Regions from separate parts of the Mus musculus genome. Here region 2 is linked to region 1. Evidence: chromatin loops called from intact Hi-C (ENCODE). Cell type or tissue: left cerebral cortex. All regions are shown on one strand. Each heading gives the region's core, and the rest is flanking DNA. Links, peaks and the distances in the headings are about the cores only.

Evidence for each region. Peaks named below come from ENCODE experiments on the same cell type or tissue, not always from the same donor. Only the 100,000 strongest peaks of a DNase experiment are listed, where the experiment ranks them.
Region 2: a loop joins it to region 1, with 2.1 times the contacts of the local background. A loop is called at or near these places in 3 of 42 quality-filtered maps.

What each region holds. Positions count from the first base shown.
Region 1 is chr10:96,615,875-96,625,770 of GRCm38, forward strand. Btg1 (BTG anti-proliferation factor 1) reads left to right here and starts at 1,127. Exons shown (of 2, transcript NM_007569.2): 1 at 1,127-1,598; 2 at 2,402-6,939. The coding sequence starts at 1,451. The coding sequence ends at 2,769. In left cerebral cortex, for the core only: CTCF peaks have their summits at 2,646 (motif pointing right) and 5,025; DNase peaks (open chromatin) are centred at 1,478, 1,873, 2,229, 2,575 and 4 more places; H3K4me3 peaks cover 5,776 bases; H3K27ac peaks cover 1,730 bases.
Region 2 is chr10:97,073,718-97,083,613 of GRCm38, forward strand. No RefSeq gene overlaps it. Among named protein-coding and RNA genes, the nearest start is that of 4930556N09Rik, 43 kb to the left of the region's middle. In left cerebral cortex, for the core only: a CTCF peak has its summit at 4,347; DNase peaks (open chromatin) are centred at 4,426 and 4,601.

The sequences.
Region 1 (9,896 bases), core at 1,025-9,024:
TTTTCAAATTAATTTCAGAACCAATTATCCTCTTGTTTCTCCTCTAGCTCCATACACACACACACACACACACACACACACACACACACACACACATATATATATTTTAAAGTGGTGTGTATTGCATCTGATGACCAACTAAACTCTAAATATTTATTTCCATCTGGTAGAGTTCAACTTCTGCCTCTTGTTTGCTTTCTTCTTCCTGCCTGGACTTCATTGTTTTCTCTCCCTTCTCCTACTTTAAGAGAGTTGGGTTAACCCTATTTTGGGTCTAATAGTTTTAGCAGGCTCATGCTTTCCTTTTTTTCTAGGCTGTTTACAACCGTCTTTGCCAGTAAATATGGGTGTCTATGCTTAACACTCTCGACAAGCTTAAAGTTTTATCTTATGTGTCAACAGCAGCACAACTCTAAAGTTCTGACATCACTTGAACTAGAAAAACGAATTTGTTGTGCCTTTCTAAAATACATATGCAGATTTTTATGAGTTTCAAGGCTCATCTTCTCCCCCCCCCCAGCCCCCCGGGGTTCTGCAAACCCTAGGGGCAATGGCTTGGATTAAGCCGCAGGATAGCTCCAGGGAGCGAGTCCTTCCTTCCATTCCCTAGCGGAGCCTTAGTCTCCGCCACCGCACGCTCCTCCCGCCAGGGCTGCCAGCCAAGCCGGCTGGAACTGGGCTCAGATGTAAACATGGGGTACGCAAAGGACTGGGGCTGCGGAGACCGAACCTCAGTCCTGAGGTTCCAGCCACACCGCAGTAAGTGAGGAACCCGGAGCCCGCTCGGGGACTGGAGGGTCCCCGCTGGCCCGAACCGGGGGCGGAGCTAGCTCGGGGGCGGAGCTTTCACACGCGCCTCCTTGGCTTCTTTCTCCGCCCTCCACCGCTCCGGAGTCTCAGGCTGCCACTCGGGGGGTTTATTTGTTTACAAGCAGATTACGTCAGCTCCTCCCTCTCATCCCGGCCTCTGGGCACGCCCCCTGGCGGCCTTTCTCCCGCCCCCTCCAGCCCCGAATCTGCCTGCGTCACAATGGTGCGATCTCCGGATTGGCTGGCGTCCGCCCTCACGCCCCGGGTACGCCACTTCCTTTCCGCAGCCCTATAAAATGAGCTGCACGGCGGCGGCAGCTCTTCGCCCCTCGGAGCTGGAAATGCAACTCTCGGGATCCTCGGAGGCTACCGAGCTGGAGGCGGAGGCGGCTGGGGAGGTCCGAGCGATGTGACCAGGCCGCCATCGCTCGTCTCTCTCTGTCTCTCCTGCCGCCTCCTGGCTTGAAAATAACTTTTTTACTCTAAAGGAAAGAAAAAAAATCCCCTAGAACCAGTAGCCGTCCGCGCCTCGCGCCCTCGCTTCCTCTCGGCCGTCGGGTCTGGGCGAGAGCCCGGGGTGGCCGCTTCGCCGTCGGGGCCGAGCCCCGGCCGCCCCGGGCCACCCCCGGCCGCCGCCCCCATGCATCCCTTCTACACCCGGGCCGCCACCATGATAGGCGAGATCGCCGCCGCGGTGTCCTTCATCTCCAAGTTCCTCCGCACCAAGGGGCTCACGAGCGAGCGACAGCTGCAGACTTTCAGCCAGAGCCTGCAGGAGCTGCTGGCAGGTGAGCGGGGCGCGGGGACCGTCGCGGGTCGCCACTAACGGGCGCGTCCCGGTCGTGGCTGGGGGAGGGGGGGGGAGCTGGGCGGCGGGGCGCCGCGACACGCACAACAAAGGATCCGAAGCGGGGCGACGCGGAGCTGCGCCCCGACGGCTACCGGCCGGTCGCGGGGGACAAAAGACCCAGGGCCCGGAGTCCCGTCGGTCTCCTCTGCCGGGTCGCCGCGACCGTTGCGAGAGTCTGCGGCTGAGCCCCTGGGTGGCTTGTCGCCTCTGTGTTTCGGAGCCGGCCCGGGACGGACGTGCCAGGTCTCCGCACCTCCTGTGCCTCTTGCCCATTAATCATCGGATTTGTCACCGGTACAATTACAACCCAACCCAGATCTTGGTTTAAGGTTTCTTGGGTTTTCTTCCCTTTGGGGTTAACTGGCCATAGTGGCGTTGTCTTGCCCCCACCCCCCACCAGTTCCATAAAGTCTATTGTATGGGACCCCGTTGGGGTGGAGAAAGTAAACAGGTTCCCGCCCGCTTGCCTGTGCCATCCAGCTAGTTGGCCATCCAGGGCTGCGCGCGGGATTCCTGTTTTGGCGGCTCAACCGGTCAGTACCCGGACAGTGTTTGCCACAGTGTCTTTGCTTTCTCTATTCTGTCTCACGACAGCGAATTCGGTCCCGGACATTTGTGAAAGTTGGTGGTTTTCATTTTCGCTTCGCTAAGAAGCTAGCAGCAGGAGGAGGAAAGTACGCTACGGTACGGCTGCGTTGACTACCGTCCTGAGCATTGTTTCTCTGTTCTTTTCTTCCACAGAACATTACAAACATCACTGGTTCCCAGAAAAGCCGTGCAAGGGATCAGGTTACCGTTGTATTCGCATCAACCATAAGATGGATCCTCTGATTGGACAGGCAGCCCAGCGGATTGGACTGAGCAGTCAGGAGTTGTTCAGGCTTCTCCCAAGTGAACTCACACTCTGGGTTGACCCCTACGAAGTGTCCTACCGGATTGGAGAGGATGGCTCCATCTGCGTGCTGTACGAAGCCTCACCAGCAGGAGGTAGCACTCAAAACAGCACCAACGTGCAAATGGTAGACAGCAGAATCAGCTGTAAGGAGGAACTTCTCTTGGGCAGAACAAGCCCTTCCAAAAACTACAATATGATGACTGTATCAGGTTAAGATATAGTCTATTGGATGGATCATCTTATAATGGATGGATGAATTTGATTTTTTTTGCTTTGGGTGGGCTCCTCTTGGGGATGGATTATGGAATTTAAACCATGTCACAGCTGTGAAGATCTGGCACAAGATAGAGTGGTAATAATTTTTTTATTTCTTTCTTTTTTTTTTTTTTTAATTTAGTGACAGTGCCATAGTTTGGACAGTACCTTTCAGTGATTTAAATAGCCTGTGAGTCCAAGGAAAGGATCACTTTATTTGCTAGGGAGTGAAGTCGAAGGGTGGTTTCAGTTTCTCCCAGACCTTATACCCAATTTGTCACAGCAGTCCCTTTAAGGAAATTCTGTCTTTCAAAGAACCCTCTTTCGCAGTCAACCTTGCAGGGGAATTTGCACTATTACACTTGAAAGTTCTCAGTAACTTTTTTGGCAGCTCAATAGGAAAGCTCAATGTTTTAAGCATGGTAGTACTGGAAAAATTTTTACACGGAGACTTTTACCTAGCACTTAAAATGTATAAATGTACATAAAGACAAACTTAGTACGCATGACCTGGGGGAAATGGTCAGACCTTGTGTTTTTGGCGTTGAGAGTAGGGAGCGACCAGGCTCTGCCATGGCAGCAGGCTTTGAAAAGACCCTTCAAAAAGACACTGTCTCAACTGTGGTTGTTAGCACCAGCCAGCTCTCTGTACATTTGCTAGCTTGTAGTTTTCTAAGACTGAGTGGAGTAAACTTCTTATTTTTAGAAAGTGGAGGTCTGGTTTGTAACTTTCCTTGTACTCAATTGGGTAAGAGTCTTTCCCACAAACCACCATCTATTTTGTGAACTTTGTTAGTCATCTTTTATTTGGTAAATTATGAACTGGTGTAAATTTGTACAGTTCATGTATATTGATTGTGGCAAAGTTGTACAGATTTCTATATTTTGGATGAGAAATTTTTCTTCTCTCTATAATAAATTGTTTCTTATCTTGGCATTTTAATCAATCTCTTGTCATGATTACAGAGGTTCAGCTACAAAATATTTTTCTCAGACGTCTTAGATTTGTAAGCTGTGTGGATGTCACTTGCACACTGGTCACACAAACACATTGGGAGAGGTGTAATTAGAAACTAATCAGAAGGAACTAGAGGAAGGCTTTTAGATTTTTTAACTCAGGTTAAAAGCATGGACACATTCACAAGCTAATGATCTCATGAGGATAAAGACAGAGGTAACATCTTCCAAAAGTGGCGATGCCCAAAGGATCCCAGTCACTGCTTCCTGGGGAAGTGAAGATAACAATCCTCTCTGGCCCTCCTTTGAGAAACAGTTCTTTTGCCCCCTTGGATTTGTTCCTTTAGAAAATCCTGGGGCAGGTGACCTATAGCCTTAAAGAACAGGCTTATCACAGCAGAGCCATCTGCCGCTTTCTGGTTCTCATCTTGCAAGAGTTACATAAAATAAAATCCCCTAAGCTGGAATCCAACAACAGGTACGTTGATGCACTTCTTTTCTCAAAAGTTGAAGCCCTGGCTTTGTCCGCATTTCCATAGCAGGGGAAACTGAGTGTTGTGCTGGAGGTTAGTAACGTGTACCTCATGGGCAAAGACATGCTGCTAGTTTGGGGGTTGTAGAAGATAAACTGATATTTTGGTGGAAATTGAAAGCAGAAATTTGAGTTCTGCTTTACAGTTAAAATTAACTGGATTGGGGGAGGGGCAGCATGTGAAAACATGTGAACACTGGGAATTGAGGCAATTTAAATGACTTTAAGTCAGTAATTGTTCTAAGTCAGTAGTATTTCCAAACAAATTGGAGGTTTTTTGGTTTTGTTTTGTTTTGTTTTTTAATTTGTAATAAGTTTCCCTGATACTTTTATTAACGATCCAGAAACACATCACTAAACCCTAAACATGCCATGTATTTAAGAGTACGAATGGAATTCATATATTTTTGTCAGTAGGCTATTTGGAAGAGTTTGGATTTTGTTTCCCTTATTTTGCTTTCTGAGATGGTCTCTTGTTCTATATGTAGCTCAGGCTGGCCCCCCCACTCTAGATCTTCCTGCTTTAGCCCCCAGAATGCAGGCGTCTCGGATAATATGGCACAGCTCCAGACCAGGAGCTCAGATTCTTCTTCTTTCTACACAATAATGGGTCTCATTGTGACATTTTTTTTAAATGACATATTTCATCTAGCCCTTTCTCTAAAAGGTCCCTCATTTCAAATTTGAGTTTGAGCATTATATCCCAGGCTGGTTTAAAGCAGGTCTCACTCTCCTGCTGGCCAATTTGTGTATCATTTGGGAACTCCTTGGAAGCTGCCTGACTGGCTTTGAACACTGGACTCTTCCACACTGTTCAGGTCTATCCTGAGTACCTAAGATGTCATCATCATAAATGAAATAGAGAAGTGTCTTTGACTTTGCTGTCAAGACTTTTTGTTGCTGCTTGAACAAAAGAAGCGCCTATTCAAACTGCAGTTTTAGAGTTCAGGTGACATCCGGCCTGTGAAGCCTGCAAGTATCTCAGACCTAGCATCCAGCTGTTTCCTGTGACTCTCACCTCCATTCCCCAGACCACTGAGCCGAGCCTGTGTGTGCAGCACAGCATAGCTACTTGAGTAGTTCGTGCCAACTGCTTCTGGCTAATGTTTGGTTTAGCTATTTTAACAAAACAAAAAAACTGAGTGTCTGCTGCTGTGTCATTTACTACCAGTTTTTTGTTTTTTTGTTTTTTGTTTTTTTTTTTTTTTTTTTTTATTTCGAGAGGTGTAATTTAAAAGGGTTTACACTGCCCAAATTAAAGAAAAAAAATAATTTATAAAAGATGACTGCTAAAATTAGGAATTCATAATTAACAGTAAGTTTGAGGACTTATTTTTACAAGTTGGGTCTTGCTTTGTGATCCTAAAACAAGCCTTGACATGCTAATGTTTTGTTTTGAGACCAGAGGTCTTGAGGCTCTGGGCTAGCCTTGAACTTGCCATATAGCTAAGGAAGACCAGAATTCCTGATCCTCCTGTCTGACTGAGATTACACTTAGCACCATGAAGCCTGGCTTGATGTGGACTGTAGGAAAATTACCCCATTCAATACAGGATGTGACTATCCCTTATGTCATCCTTACCTTTGAGATAGTTCTGGAATTGCAGGCCTTTCTGCCGGAAGTGGCTTTCTGTTATGATTGTTTATGAGGTTTCTTTGTCGCCATAACTCACACTTTGACAAGTAATTTTTGGGTTTTTTGTTTGTTTTTTGAAAAAGGGTCTCACTGTGTATCCTTGACTGGCTCGGAGCTCAGTATGTACACCATGATACCCTGGAACGCAGAGATTTACCTGTCTCTGCCTCCCAAATACTGGAATTAAAGGCGTGCACCACCACACCTGACTAGTAATTTTGCTGTAAATATTAACGGGGTTTGAGCTTCACATTCCAAGGAAGGGAGGGAGGGGTCCTGGTGTCCATGTTTAGTGATTAAAGGTTTCTGGGTCTCCCCCCACCTTAGGACTCTTCCCTGGTCATATATTAATGATTTTTGAGACTTCTTCGTCTTTATAAATTTAGCGGGCTGCATTTTGCATGTGAAAGTTTAAAGAAACTTGCCCCGTCTTTTTCCGATTTCAGGTTGTGGTGCTTTCGATAAGCTTCTCGGAGTTTGCCAGCAGCTTTAGAAAGCATCATCACCTGAAACTGCAAAGATTTTGTTTACCTACGGGGAGCACGCAGAGCCCAGATGACGCTGTCTTTGCAGTCAAACTTTTACAGGTGGACCCTGTCAGTCTGCCCAGTTCATTTTTTGTGTCAGGACCGTAGCTGAGTCAAAACATCTTTTAGGGTAAAATGCCCTGTGTTACAAATTGGACTGAGCTGCGACACAGGCTTCCTGCCAGGATTGCAGACTTGGGTAATCCAGAGAAATGTGTATTGTTGGTAGTTTCTGGTGGTTTAGTTTATGCTTAAGTTAAAAAGCAGCATTGCTAAGGTGTTGTGTCTTGATTTTGAGCTGCTCCAGGGTAAACCTCCTGTTAGCAGTGAGGTTTGATAACATGTTTTTAAAACCATTTGTGGAATATTAACACTAGTGTTCTGATTGCAGCTTTAAATCAGTCGGATTTATGAATAACTTCATTGCTTAGGTTGTCAAACAGGAATTAAAAAAAAAAAAAGACACCCATCATAAAATTGTATTCCTTTTTCTTCTTTGAATGCCTCCATTGGTAGATACTCTTAAGGAATATTCCAAGCTTCAATTTCTGATACCTATGAGCCTTCCTGCTACGTACTATAGTACTGACGACACAGAGCTCCTTTGGGGATTTGCGTACCCCCAGGGAATACTGATGGCAAAGAAGTTATTTGAATCGTCTGAGAGTCAAACAGAAGGAACTAGAAACTGGGGGAACTTAACACATTAAAGGGTTAGTGAGGGCTCACTTGCTGGGGTCAGACATGAGTCTTGAGGAGTGCACATGAGTCTTGACAGAGTTGGACAAACTGTTTAAACATGTAGGTCCAAGTGGTAGGTTATTGAGCCTTTATATAGAAACTAACCTTGAGGGATGTGTAGACAAGGAACATACAGAAGGCTAAGCTTAAGGGCATTTCAGAAAGCAAACAGATCATACACCTTTTGTTCTTGGGGATTTTGAAATGATGCTTTTTAAAAGCTTCATTAAGAAACAGTGGTATCCTCTTTTCTTCCTCCCTTAGATAGTGAAGGCCATTTGTGACCCTGTTCTTGGTAGGACAAGGATGACTAATCCTAGACCAGACCTACAACATCAGAATGACCACTGGGCAGGAAGTTAACTTGAGTTAGCTGGATTCCTGTATTTGGAGACACTACCTCAGATTAACGCTGACAGAAGACACCATGGCTACATTGGTCTTTAGTGAGCCTTTAGATGGTCATCTCATAGCATGCCATTTTGACAATATTTTTGTAGTTTTCATGTGTATTACAAAGGCACTGGCAGAGAGGCAGGCAGGTCTCGTAGCAGTTGAGCCCAGTCTGGTTTACACAGCCAGTTCCATCCAGGTCAGCCACAACTATACAGTAAGACTTTGTGTTTCAAAAACCACAGAAACCAAATCTATGTCATTGTCTTTGTAAGCATAAAACATTTTTATGGATGAGTCCATGATCAGCATATTCCTGAGATGATTTTTCTAGATTCGTAGCAAAGTAAGAGGAGTACTTCCTGTTTAAGTATGACTTAAAATTGTGACTTTAATTGTCCTTTAAGTGATAAGTCATTCACCAGGAGCTGTTGGAACAGTACGGTGAGGGTCACCTCACATAGCTTTAGCTTATCTACATCATTGCTTGCATAAAATTAAGTCATTTTTCAGTCAACACATGACCCCAAATCGTTACTGCCAACTCAAAGTCTTGTGTGTCCCTCTGTATCCCATGGTGGCATGCAAAGGCTCTCAGGGACTTTAATGCTGTTAAGCTGACTTGATGAACTCAGAGCAGCGCTTCATTGTTTGTAGCTGTCACACTATAGCCAGAAGTCTCTCTACCTTTCCCCTTTCCATCTAAGCCATCCCTACCTTTTTGGAAAGATGACTAACCAATGGACTATATTTGAGAAGACTCCATAAACGAACATAAGTGTAAATTGGTTAGACATGACAGTTACACCGTAAACAGGACTGAATCTGTTTTGTAGTTTTCATCCATGATAATTTTGTACCCTTGGGTCAATAAGCTAAATGGGTTTGTGCTCCTAGAAAAAGGGCTTGTGAGGCTTGTGATGATCAGTGCCTACTGCCATTGGCTCTTTCACCACCTGGGTTGGATCGACAGGTAGACCAGGACCTTTTATGTTTCATTTTCTGGGTAGAACATTAAGATAGCTTAATTTGCCCCAATGCCAAACATCTAGTATGCCATGTGAACTCAGGCCTTTCTGACTTTGGAACCAGGCACATAGCCATAGGGATATTGCCCTGGGTGATTTGCCTACACTTTGCATGGACTGAGTGATAGAACTTCACATTGCTAATTGGCCATCTCTGGACAGTCTTGAAATGGCCACACCCAGGAGATAACACTGTTTGCTATGAGGCCTCTCTCCTTCTTAGACAAGTTGGCCCTTGGTGTAAAAGGAATATTAGACACAATTCGTCCTTGGCCTGTGTCAGGCTCTTTGGGACTTTGAGCAGTCCCTTAACCTCTCTGAGTCATTCTATATAGATAAATGGGCCTGCTTGTTGACCAGACCAAATAAACAAGCGAAACCACATAACAGGACATTTGTAAGATGGATGTTTGGAATTTGAATACTTTATCATGGATTCCAAATTAAACACAGCAAGTAAGGTTTTCCCCTCAGATGTTCAGTCATAGCATGATTTTGCTTAGAATCCCTTTCTCTTTCTCTCTCTCCCTTTTCTTAATTTTCCTTTCTTTTCTTTTTTCCCCTTTCTTTTCCTTTCTTTTCTTTTTTCCCTTCCTTGCTTCCTTCCTTTCTTCTTCCTCCTTCCCCCCCCCCCCCCCCCCCGAGACAGGGTGTCTGTCTATAGCCTTGGCTGTCCTGAAACTCACTTTATAGATCAGACTAGCCTTGAACTCACAGAGAGCTGCCTGCCTCTGCTGGGCTCAAAGGCACGCGCCACCATCACTCAGCCAGAGCTTAGAGTGTCTTAAAGTCTACGTTAGACAGGACCTGTAAAAATGTACTTGGGCTTTAAAATAGAAGGAAGAGTTGTTCCTCAATTTGGAAGACTGGACCTCCAGATAGCCTAGGCCTTGATCTTTCTTTCACAGAATTTTCTGAGCTAGATTCTTATCATCATGGCTCAGAACTAACTCTTTTCAGTTTAAAAGGGGGGGGGGGGTCCTTTCAGATCCTCGTTCTAAATTGGATGCAGGTTGAATTGAGAGATGGTGTCATTCTACCCGGTGTGTGTAGCAGTGTAATCCCTGCAGAAACAGTTTACATCCATTCTGTGGCTCAATTCTTAGTGGTCCTTGCTATATGGGAGTACACGGACTTTGCTCCATGCGGTCCCTCAGGTCATTTGCATTCACTACACCAAACAGTGCCTCTCAGTCTCTTCCTAATCTGGAGTGGTCTGAGTGCTTCCCTGGCTGCAAAGGAAAGCGGCCTTTTGATACCTTAGCTGCTTGG
Region 2 (9,896 bases), core at 873-8,872, 460 kb after region 1:
AAAGCTAAGATCTGAATGTTTGTTTTGCTTTTTGGTGCTGGGGCATCTGTTTCTAGCCCCTGTGTGCAGACAGAGAAGCAGGGCAGCTTTCATTACATTGCACCTCCTACATGCCAGACAAGATATAGGCACTATATATCATTTTATCTTCTCAAGGCAGTTTTATAGAGGTAGGGTTTATTAGACTCGTTTTACAGAGAAAGTAAGAGACTCCAATTACATACTATAGAACAAGGAGGAGAAAGAGCTACTGATAGAAGGTAGGTCTCTGGCCAGCAAATCACTTTAATTTTCCTTCAAATCAATAGGAATAGCCAGTTTTTATCTACTGCCCATTCTGTGTTCCTTTTTTCCTATTCTTTGCTTATTATTCTTTGCCATTATCCATTCCTTCTATTGTGCCCTACAGAGATTTGGTCTATATTGGTTAAATTCAGTCTGTAGAACTAATATCATCTTTTAAGTAGGTTTTAGTTCAATTATTAATCTTGTTATAAGATACACACTAAGAAATACCCTTCACAAAAAAAAGCATTTATAATTCTTTATTCATCAATATTCATCATATTGTACCAGTTCCAGTTTCAGGTGCTGGGTAGAATGATTAGTAAATTCCCCAAAAGTCCCACCTTCACAGAGCTTATGGTCTAGTTCTGAACAAAAGCTAACAGAGGTGAAAGATAGTAAGGGAATTCAATAGTTTATTTGATGCCCTGTGATAAAGTCAAGTAAAGAAGGGGCTGAGAAGAACTGGAGAGACTAAATTTTCAGTGAGCTGGTAAGGATCAATATGATAGCTGATGAAGGATGACTTGAGAATACCTGCATGAATAAATGAAGGAAGGGCACTGTGTCCAGAGAGAAAAACTGAGCCATGACTGTTCATGATTTTTGGAAATATAGAGTGAAAGGACCGAGAAATGAAAGCCGGGAGTGAGGCTAGCCTGGTCTACAAAGTGAGTTCCAGGACAGCCAGGGCTATACAGAGAAACCCTGTCTGGAAAAACCAAAAGAGAGAGAGATAGAGAGAGAGGGAGAAGTGTAACACACATGGAACTTTTAAAGCAGTTACAAAGGACGTGGCTTTTCCTATTCATAGTATGGATGATTATTTATTTATCTATACATTTATTTATTTATTGTTTGTTTGTTTGTTTGTTTGTTTGTTTGTTTTTCGAGACAGGGTTTCTCTGTATAGCCCTGGCTGTCCTGGAACTCACTCTGTAGACCAGGCTGGCCTCAAACTCAGAAATCTGCCTGCCTCTGCCTCCCAAGTGCTGGGGATTAAAGGTGTGCACGGCACGGAAGGTTTATAGAGTGCTTTCAATAGAGATATTACATGATATTTCTTTATAGAGAAAAATAAGACAAGATTGAGCCCAAGAGAATTGGGCATGGCTTGATATGATTCAACGATAATTTGGAACTACTTAGTAAATTGAGAGACAGAGGAAGATCGTCAAGATTCAGAGATACAACTTGAGTGAAGAAGATTTTCTTCATTATCAAGAACGGTCACAATTCAAAGCTCTTGCTCTGAAAGAGTGGAAAGAGGAGTTACTACTGTTTTAGGAAATGTTTTGAAACAGTAACTTCTCAGCTCAGGTTTGTATATGGTGGGTACTAGATCCACATGGACTTACACGATACAGCCTTTGTGAGCATCGAGGGTCCAGACATACATATATTTTTGAGCTTCCTTTTGGCAGACCTCAGTGTGTCAAAGCCACGATTAGCCTTTGTGTGGAGAAGAGACTGCATGAGAAGGCTGGGCAGTCTGAAATAGCAACATCAAAATGAGAAATTCAGGGGCTGAGAAGCTCACTCAGGAGTCAAAAGGCTTGTCACTTCTGTGTTAGGATTGGAGTTTGGATCTTGCCCAATGTAAATGCTCCATGTGTCTGAGCCCTTCTGGAATCCCAGCATGAAAATATTGAGACAGGAAGGTCCCCAAAGCAAGCCGCATCAGGGTCTCAGTGAGAGACCATGCATTACTAGATAGATAAACATGAGGCTGGGGATGTTTCCTGACATAAATGGCCAGTGTACACACACACACACACACACACACACACACACACACACACACGAGAGAGAGAGAGAGAGAGAGAGAGAGAGAGAGAGAGAGAGAGAGAGGGAGAGAGAGAGGGGAGAGAGAGAGAGAGAGAGAGAGAGAGAGAGAGAGAGAGAGAGAAAGAGAAAGAGAGAATGAAAGAGAGAGGAAGGGGAGGGGAGGGGGACAGGAAGGGGGAGGGAGGGAGAGACAGACACACAGAGAGAGGAATGTAAAAATAAAAACAAAACAACAAATATATTTTTTAAATTATGAAAGAATAATTCCATAAGAATCTATCAGCATTTGTGAAAACCCACCTGGAATCATCCAACTGTAAAGATATTAGTATGCTAAAAATGTACTTTCCATCTTCCTTCTGTACTACAATTTAATGGTCAACACAAAGCAAACCCAATAGTGATTTTGAAGGTCCTTTTTGCCCTTTTACCCTACAGGTCTTCTGAACATAAAGTATGGTTTCTGACTTAGTCTTTCTGTTGGAATCCACCGTGTGCCAAGGCATGTGTCTCTGTCCTTGTGTGTTTGTGTGCCTTTTCCTTGGCCCCTTTTCTTTTCTTGGCTTTGTCTCTTTTCTCTTATTTTGGTTTGTTTGTTTTGATTTTATCCTTTTATTTTATTTTGTTGTATTTGAGTATTTTTTAGATGCCTGATTTCTAATGAGAAAGAGAGAGAGAGAGAAAAGAGTGTAGATTTGAGCAGGAGGGGAGGTGGGAAAGATCTGGAAGGAGCTGAGGGAGGGAAAACCATAATCAGAATATATTATATGGAAAAAAATCAATTTTGAATCAATAAAACAAAAAAAATTGCTTTATTTTTCTCAACAACAGGACTTGATGATAATTTTGCATTTATCCCAAGCCCACTTTGTGTGCTGATGAGCATTTGTGTTTTCTGACTCCTCGGGTCTGAGTTGCGTTCTGCCTTTCCTAGGATCGGCTCTCACTTAAAAGGCTTCCTTCAGGAAGGTCTTCAGATGGTCAGCTAAACAGCTAATTAAAGGAGCAATTGCCAGGTAAGGTGGGACCTCGTGCACAGCCACCAACCATGGGTTGATAAAGGTGCAAATCTTGATGGGGAGAAAGAATGGTCTCATCAGAGTTTGCTACAGGGAGGTGATGAATCTTTCTTAGCGCCATGGCAACCACAAAAGGAGGGTCCATTTCTGTGATCACTTATGCTGGATATATGAGAAAAGTTCACATACATTCTTTAAAAAAAAAAAAAAAACCTTTTAAAAAGATTTATGTGTGCTAGTGTTTTGCTTGCATGTGTGGATGCTTTTTCCACATAAATGGGGGATCAATGTAAATGTGCCTAGAAGGGTTTGGAAGTCCCATCAAATGTTCCTAAAATGCCTGACAAGAACAGTGTCTTCTTCTTTTGTGAACTTCAGGAGGACTCGACAATCATGAAATTAAGACACTGCTGGCCTTTGGACTTGGAAGAGACATTTATTACTTAAGCCTGGTTTCATTAAAACAACTAACTACGTTGTTGTAAAAGGGGAGCATCAATGAAAGCCTTTACTCATCGCCTTTTCACGCACATATGTACCATCTACCTGCATACCTGACGCCTGCAGAGGTAAGAAGAGGGAGGTAGTTGGTTGGGAGCCACCCTGGGAATGCTGGGAGCCTAACCCAGGTCCTCAGCCAAGACAACAAAGTGCTCTTTACCACTGAGCCACTTCTCCAGCCCCTCACATTTATATTCTTCAAATATGCCTGTAGGCTTTCTCATTCCCTTTTGATTTCTGTTTTTAAAAATTAGCAAGCTTCCAGGAGGCTAATCCCCCTTAATTCTCATGTGGTTTAAATTAAATCTTAGCCTGGACATAAGCTGTGAATACTTTTATAAACCAGGAGCTTGGAGGGTAGATACAATTTTAAATTGAACTTTTTAATTTGTTTCCTGGCAATGTCTTTTTTTTTTTTTTTTTCTTTTTCTGGGCCTGAGGAATTTGACAGTGCCAAGAGTTGTGAATCAGTCCAGATCTCAACCAGATCTCAACCAAAACTGGCATGATGGGAAACAAATGGCCTTTGGAATACAAATGATGGAGGTCAGGGACTTGTTTTCTCATCTTCTGGAATGACTTTTGGAGTATGTGTATCAGGAAGTTGAGAAGGTTGAAAAAAAAAAAAAAGCCGAGTAAGGGATAAAATAGAGGGTTCATTTGAAAAATGGCTAAAAGAAAAATGCATTATGTTTAAATGTCTTTTCTACAAAAATTACAAATCATGAGCTGGAGCACAGACTGTGTTGCCATCCCTAGTGGAGAGGTAGATTCACGACAGCAGGAGCGCCGGGAATACATTTCCGTGGACTCCTTATGACTCAGAGTTGTTCATGTTAATTCTGTAATCCCTAAAAAGATCAACTCTATTTCTTTCCTTGGGGGAGTATTTTCAGATGGCTGTTAAAAGGCTTTCTTTTTCTTTCTTTCTCTTTCAACTGCTGGAGAGCAACTAGAAACAAATCTGTTCTTTCAAATAAATGTTCTGCCCATATGTTATTTTTCATGGGAAGCGATGGAAGTGTGAAGTCCTCTATTCTGCCTGCAGTCTTGCTCTGCCTGCCCAACCCCCACCCCACCATATGTAACACATCTTGAGAGAAGGGGAGGGAGGCTGAAAACAGTCCCTTGATCATTTGTGTGTGTGTTATTTGTGTGTTTTTCTAAAACAGAAATGTGGGGGAGGTTACTCATACAAAGAGTAGATGACCACCTCAGCTATTATAGAGAGTGTCCGAGGGAAGGGAATGAGCACTAGAAACAGCAACAACAACAACAACAAAAAACCATGTGATGGTTGTGAACATGAACTACAGTCCTTATATTTTCATTTGGTGGAAGATAGACATGCCAAGGGCTTCAGAAAAAAAAGAAAGTTGTGCATCTATTTGTGGTACCACCACCCACCTGTGTAATTTAAGAAGTTTCCCTGAATAAAGAGGAATGTACAGTGTACTTATGGATAATAATAAATAATCCATGGGCCAGACTGAGCGGAGTTGACCAGAGTAAGGGGGCCAGGCCAACTGGAGTGAGCTGGGTTGACCGGAGTGAGCAGAGGTCCTAAATTCAATTCCCAACAACCACATGAAGGTTCACAACCATCTGTACAGTCACAGTGTACTCATATACATACATACATACATACATACATACATACATACATACATACATACATACATACAGTGTTAATGGGTGAATTTAATAAAACCATTCCAGAAAAGTGATGCGGATATAGTAGGTGTTTAATGCACGTTAGTTTATTTCCTCTCAATCTTTCATAAGCAAAAAAAAAATCTAGTTTCTGTTTATGATTTATGGATTCTCAGCCAAGGCAATGAACAGATCCAGTGCATGTTGGACACTAAAAGCTTTACAGAAAATGTGTTCCCTGCTAGAAAGTTACCTTACGTTGATTTCTTTTAGCAAAACTTCCATACAGCTTGAAAACTTGGGCGTTTAAGTACAGACTGGTATTTTAGGAAAATTTAACCCCAGGTCAAATGTTTTACGTTGGGAAAATAGTCTTTGATGTTTGAAAGGGCCTGAGTGTTATGCCTAGAGCCAAATGTGTGGGATAGTTCACCCTTGCGAATTGAAACATCAAAAAAGATTTGCATTAATTTCCTGCAAACCAAATATGTAGAGTTTCATGCAGCTTTAATTGAAATGTAATAACTGTTTACAGACTTGACTGCACCATCTCCACAGAGTAATTGCCTTTCCACCCCGAGCAAATGGGGGTAATGTAAATGTGCCTAGAAGGGCTTGGAAGTTCCATCAAATGTTTCTAAAATGACTATTATGACTTCTCTTCTTTCCTGAACTCAATAAGAATTGGACTATTATGAAATCGAGACACTGCTGGCCTTGGACGTCAGAAGAGACCTTTACTACTTAAGCCTGGGCTCATTAAAACATGAAACTGTGTGGTTGTAAAAGAGAGCATCAATAAAAAGCAGCCACTTACTGCCTTTGCATACGCTCTGCACTGAGTTTAACAAGGAAGACGCACCTCGGCTGTTTATTCACAGTCTCTGTGTTCTCATCTGACATGGAGAACTGGTCAACTTGAAGTACTCTGTTGCAATGGGTCCTTTGAGACAATGCTAAGGAATCCTTTCAATGGAGAAAATGAAGAGCTCTTCCGCTCAATGCAGTGGAAAAGACAGCTCTTTTCTCTTAAGCAAAACAAAAAATAAAAACAATGAATATTTCAGATACAGCTCAATAAAAGAGAAGGAAGTTTTTGATTCCCCAATGCAAGGGCTTTAGAATATACTCAAAAGTGATAAGACTACCCAGTCTGCTTTTCTGATGTTGCACTAAAACTGATGTGTTAGAATGGCGGGTCATGTCTCAACAGCACACTAGACCAAGACAGTTCCACGTGGAAGAGGTTTTATTGGGAGAGAGAGAGAAAGTGGTGGAAGAAAGAGAAGAAGAGAGAGAGTGAGGGAGGGGCGTTCTCCTTATTTACATGGAAAATGACATAACGCAGGTAAAGATGGGATGTGAGCCAAGTAGATGCTGGGAATATGTTGTAGGTCGCGTAGTTGCCTATGTGATGTCATAGGGTTGGGAGGTCCTGATGCCAATATACCTCCCTTCTTGTTATTGTAAATAGAAGGAAAGAAAAAGAGAGGGGGAGCCGGGCGGTGGTGGCACACACCTTTAATACCAGCACTTGGGAGGCAGTGGCAGGCAGATTTCTGAGTTCGAGGCCAGCCTGTTCTACAAAGTGAGTTCCAGGTCCGCCAGGGCTATACAGAGAAACCCTGTCTCGAAAAAACAAAACAAAGCAAAGCAAAACAAAACAAAACAAAATAACAAAAAAAAAAAAGAGAAAGAGAGAGAGAGAAAGAAAAAGAGAGGGGAGAAGCTGATGGTGAAAAGGGAACAAGGGTGTCATGTCTCAGCAGCTGCTTCCTGCTGTCTAGGGCCGTTGTTCATTTTGGGGTGTAGGAAGGAAAATGTTTATGTTTCTACTCAGAGTTTTGGGGTACACCTATAAATAGAATTGATACAGACAGAATAAAAGGAGAAGAACGTGTTTATGTGCTTAAATGTTATACGTTATTGGTACCTCTGAGGAAGGGAAGACCTAAAGAAGATGAGCAATTTGAATTTTTATGTGTTGAATATTTTGTTTTATTTATATTATGAATATTCCTATTAAAATATATTATTTGTTACAATATAGATATAATATTATATTTATATTTATGGTATGTTTCATTTACACTATAATCTAAATATTATACATATATTTAAAAATTATATGTAATTTATATAAATGTGTATTGTATATTTAGTTATATGAGAAGAAGTAGGAATTGTGAAAACATAACCAAGGCTAGTGAATTGTTGAGAAGTATCCATAAAAATAAAGCCAGCTTACCAGGGTTTTCTCTAAGCAATTCTGTCCACCTTGACTCTCAATCCCTGGTGATAAGATGGCTGCCTTCCATACAGGACTTTATTGGACCTAATAGATTTTTAAAAACATTTTTCAGCTCAAAATAATCCTCATAGCCAAAGGGTATATTTTAAGAGAGTGTATTCTGCTGTCTTTCTGTCTATATTACAAGTTCTGAAAAACAGTAGCTTTCAGCAGTGGTTCTCAGCAAAGGTTAATTATGTCCCTTGGAAGGTGGGAGGTGGAATTGTGGGTCATGTGTCAATACTGATGACATCTGTGGTTGTCATAATGAGTGGAATGCTGCCTAGAGATGCTGCTAAGTACAGGGAAATGCAACCCCACAACTTGATCCAAAATGTCCTCCAGGCCAAAGTAGAAAAAGCATTTCTTAAATATTGTTCATTTCTATTTATTTGTATAGGAAGACTAAAAAAATTTTTTCAGATAATTTTAAGAGCTTTTGGAGTAAAGAAAATTCAATAAATGTCTACTGTTTTAACATGAAAACTATTTCCTATGGATAATATGTTTATCACACTAAGTTTCAGTATAAAACAGGGAAAAGTTAGTGTTGTTAATTGGCTCAGCAAAATTTAATGTAAGGGATTAAAACCAAGCATATGCCCAATGGTCAATTTAACGGTACCTTCCCCAAAGATCAGGGGATCTTATAATCAGCTTCCTAACTGAAGTCCTCAGCATCACTCCCTGGAAGATTAAGTGTTGATTTGATCATGTGAAACTCCAAAGTTATAAAGTTCTCTGTATCAGTGATATTCTAAATGTGTGACTGTATAAACCTTTTCTAATTGTTGAATTCAGCTGGCCCGGGGTGGGGGTGGGGTGGGGGTGGTGAGCGTAGGAAGACAACGTGAGGCTTGACAGAAGAATTTGTATTCAACTTCATTGCAATCTCTCCCTCTCTCTGGGATTAATTAGAGCGGAGGATTTCATTTGAAAGCATTCTTTCCCTTATTTTGCAGGTTTCAGTTAATGAATTCTGAAGAAATGTCCTCAGTTTTAGTGTTTGCTGCATACATCTACTCAGTACTACTAGTATGAGGAAGAGGAGGGAGGGGAAGAAAGCACGTTTTAAAAGGACACAGATACTTACACCCAACCATTGGACTGAAGTCAGGGACCCCTATGGAGGAATTGGGGGAAAGACTGAAGGGTCTGAAGGTGATGGCAACCCCATAAGAAGACCAGCATTCTCAACTAACCCTGACCCCTGGATGCTCCCAGAGTCTGAGCCACCAACCAAGCATACACAGGCTGGTCTGAGGCCCCTGACATACATAGCAGGGAGTTGCCTGGTCTGGCCTCAGTGAGAAAGATATGCCTGATCCTCAAGAGACTTGAGGCCCCAGGGGAGGGGGATACCCAGGATGGAGGACCACCTTCTTGGAGGTAAGGGGGAGGAGGAATTGAATGAGGAACCAGGGAGGAGGTTAGGGAAGGGGGTAATGACCAGAGTGTAAATAAATAAAATAATTAATTAAAAACCATGCACATAATAGCTTTCGTTGCTGACCCCTGTCCATCCCATTAAGAAGAATGTATAAGAAGCACCTACCAGTTTTTGCTTATTTTTCTTGACTCTATTACTGTTACTGTGGAGTATGAGGTGTGTTCATGATGTGTGTAAGTGGCACACATATCATGGCTCACATCATGATGTCAGAAGCACAACTTTATGAAATTGAGTCTCTCCATCTACCTTCATATGGGTCTTGGAACTCAGACTCCAGTCACCAGGTTACACAGTGCCTTTACCCAGGAGCCAACTTGTCAGCTCCTGATTTTAAAGTCTGACATTTATTCTAATCATATGTTAAATTTGAGTCAAGTGGCATTTACTATGGAGTTTCAACATTAATGCTCAAAAATGTTAACTTTTTATGATTAAAAATTGCTAAATTCTGGTGACTTATCACTAGGAAAAATGATGAGACGGGCAGTCTTTTAATGTGACTTTAAATAATCTTTAGAAATATGATGTATGCAATAGTTGGAACTTCAGCTTATCCTAATTCAAATTTCTTGAAAACCATTACGTCTTTCTGATTACTAAAATTTCCACCATCAGGACCTTATCCACCCCATCCTCCATACACTCTTACTGTGAAATATTTCTATATTGTTTTAAATATCCCAGAGAAAATGTATTTCAGTGCACGTTACTAAGTTCTGCCAACGTTTTATGCAGTTGGTTTGTTTTGGCTCATGTTAACATGAATATCCTTCTTCTAAGCCTGCTGATTATCTCTCCAATGTAATTCCTCATGATGCTTCCTGATACTATAGTGGTCAGAATCTGCATGAACAAAGGACTTCCCTGGAGTGCCACACACTCCAGGTCCTGTTCTGGGACAACCCAC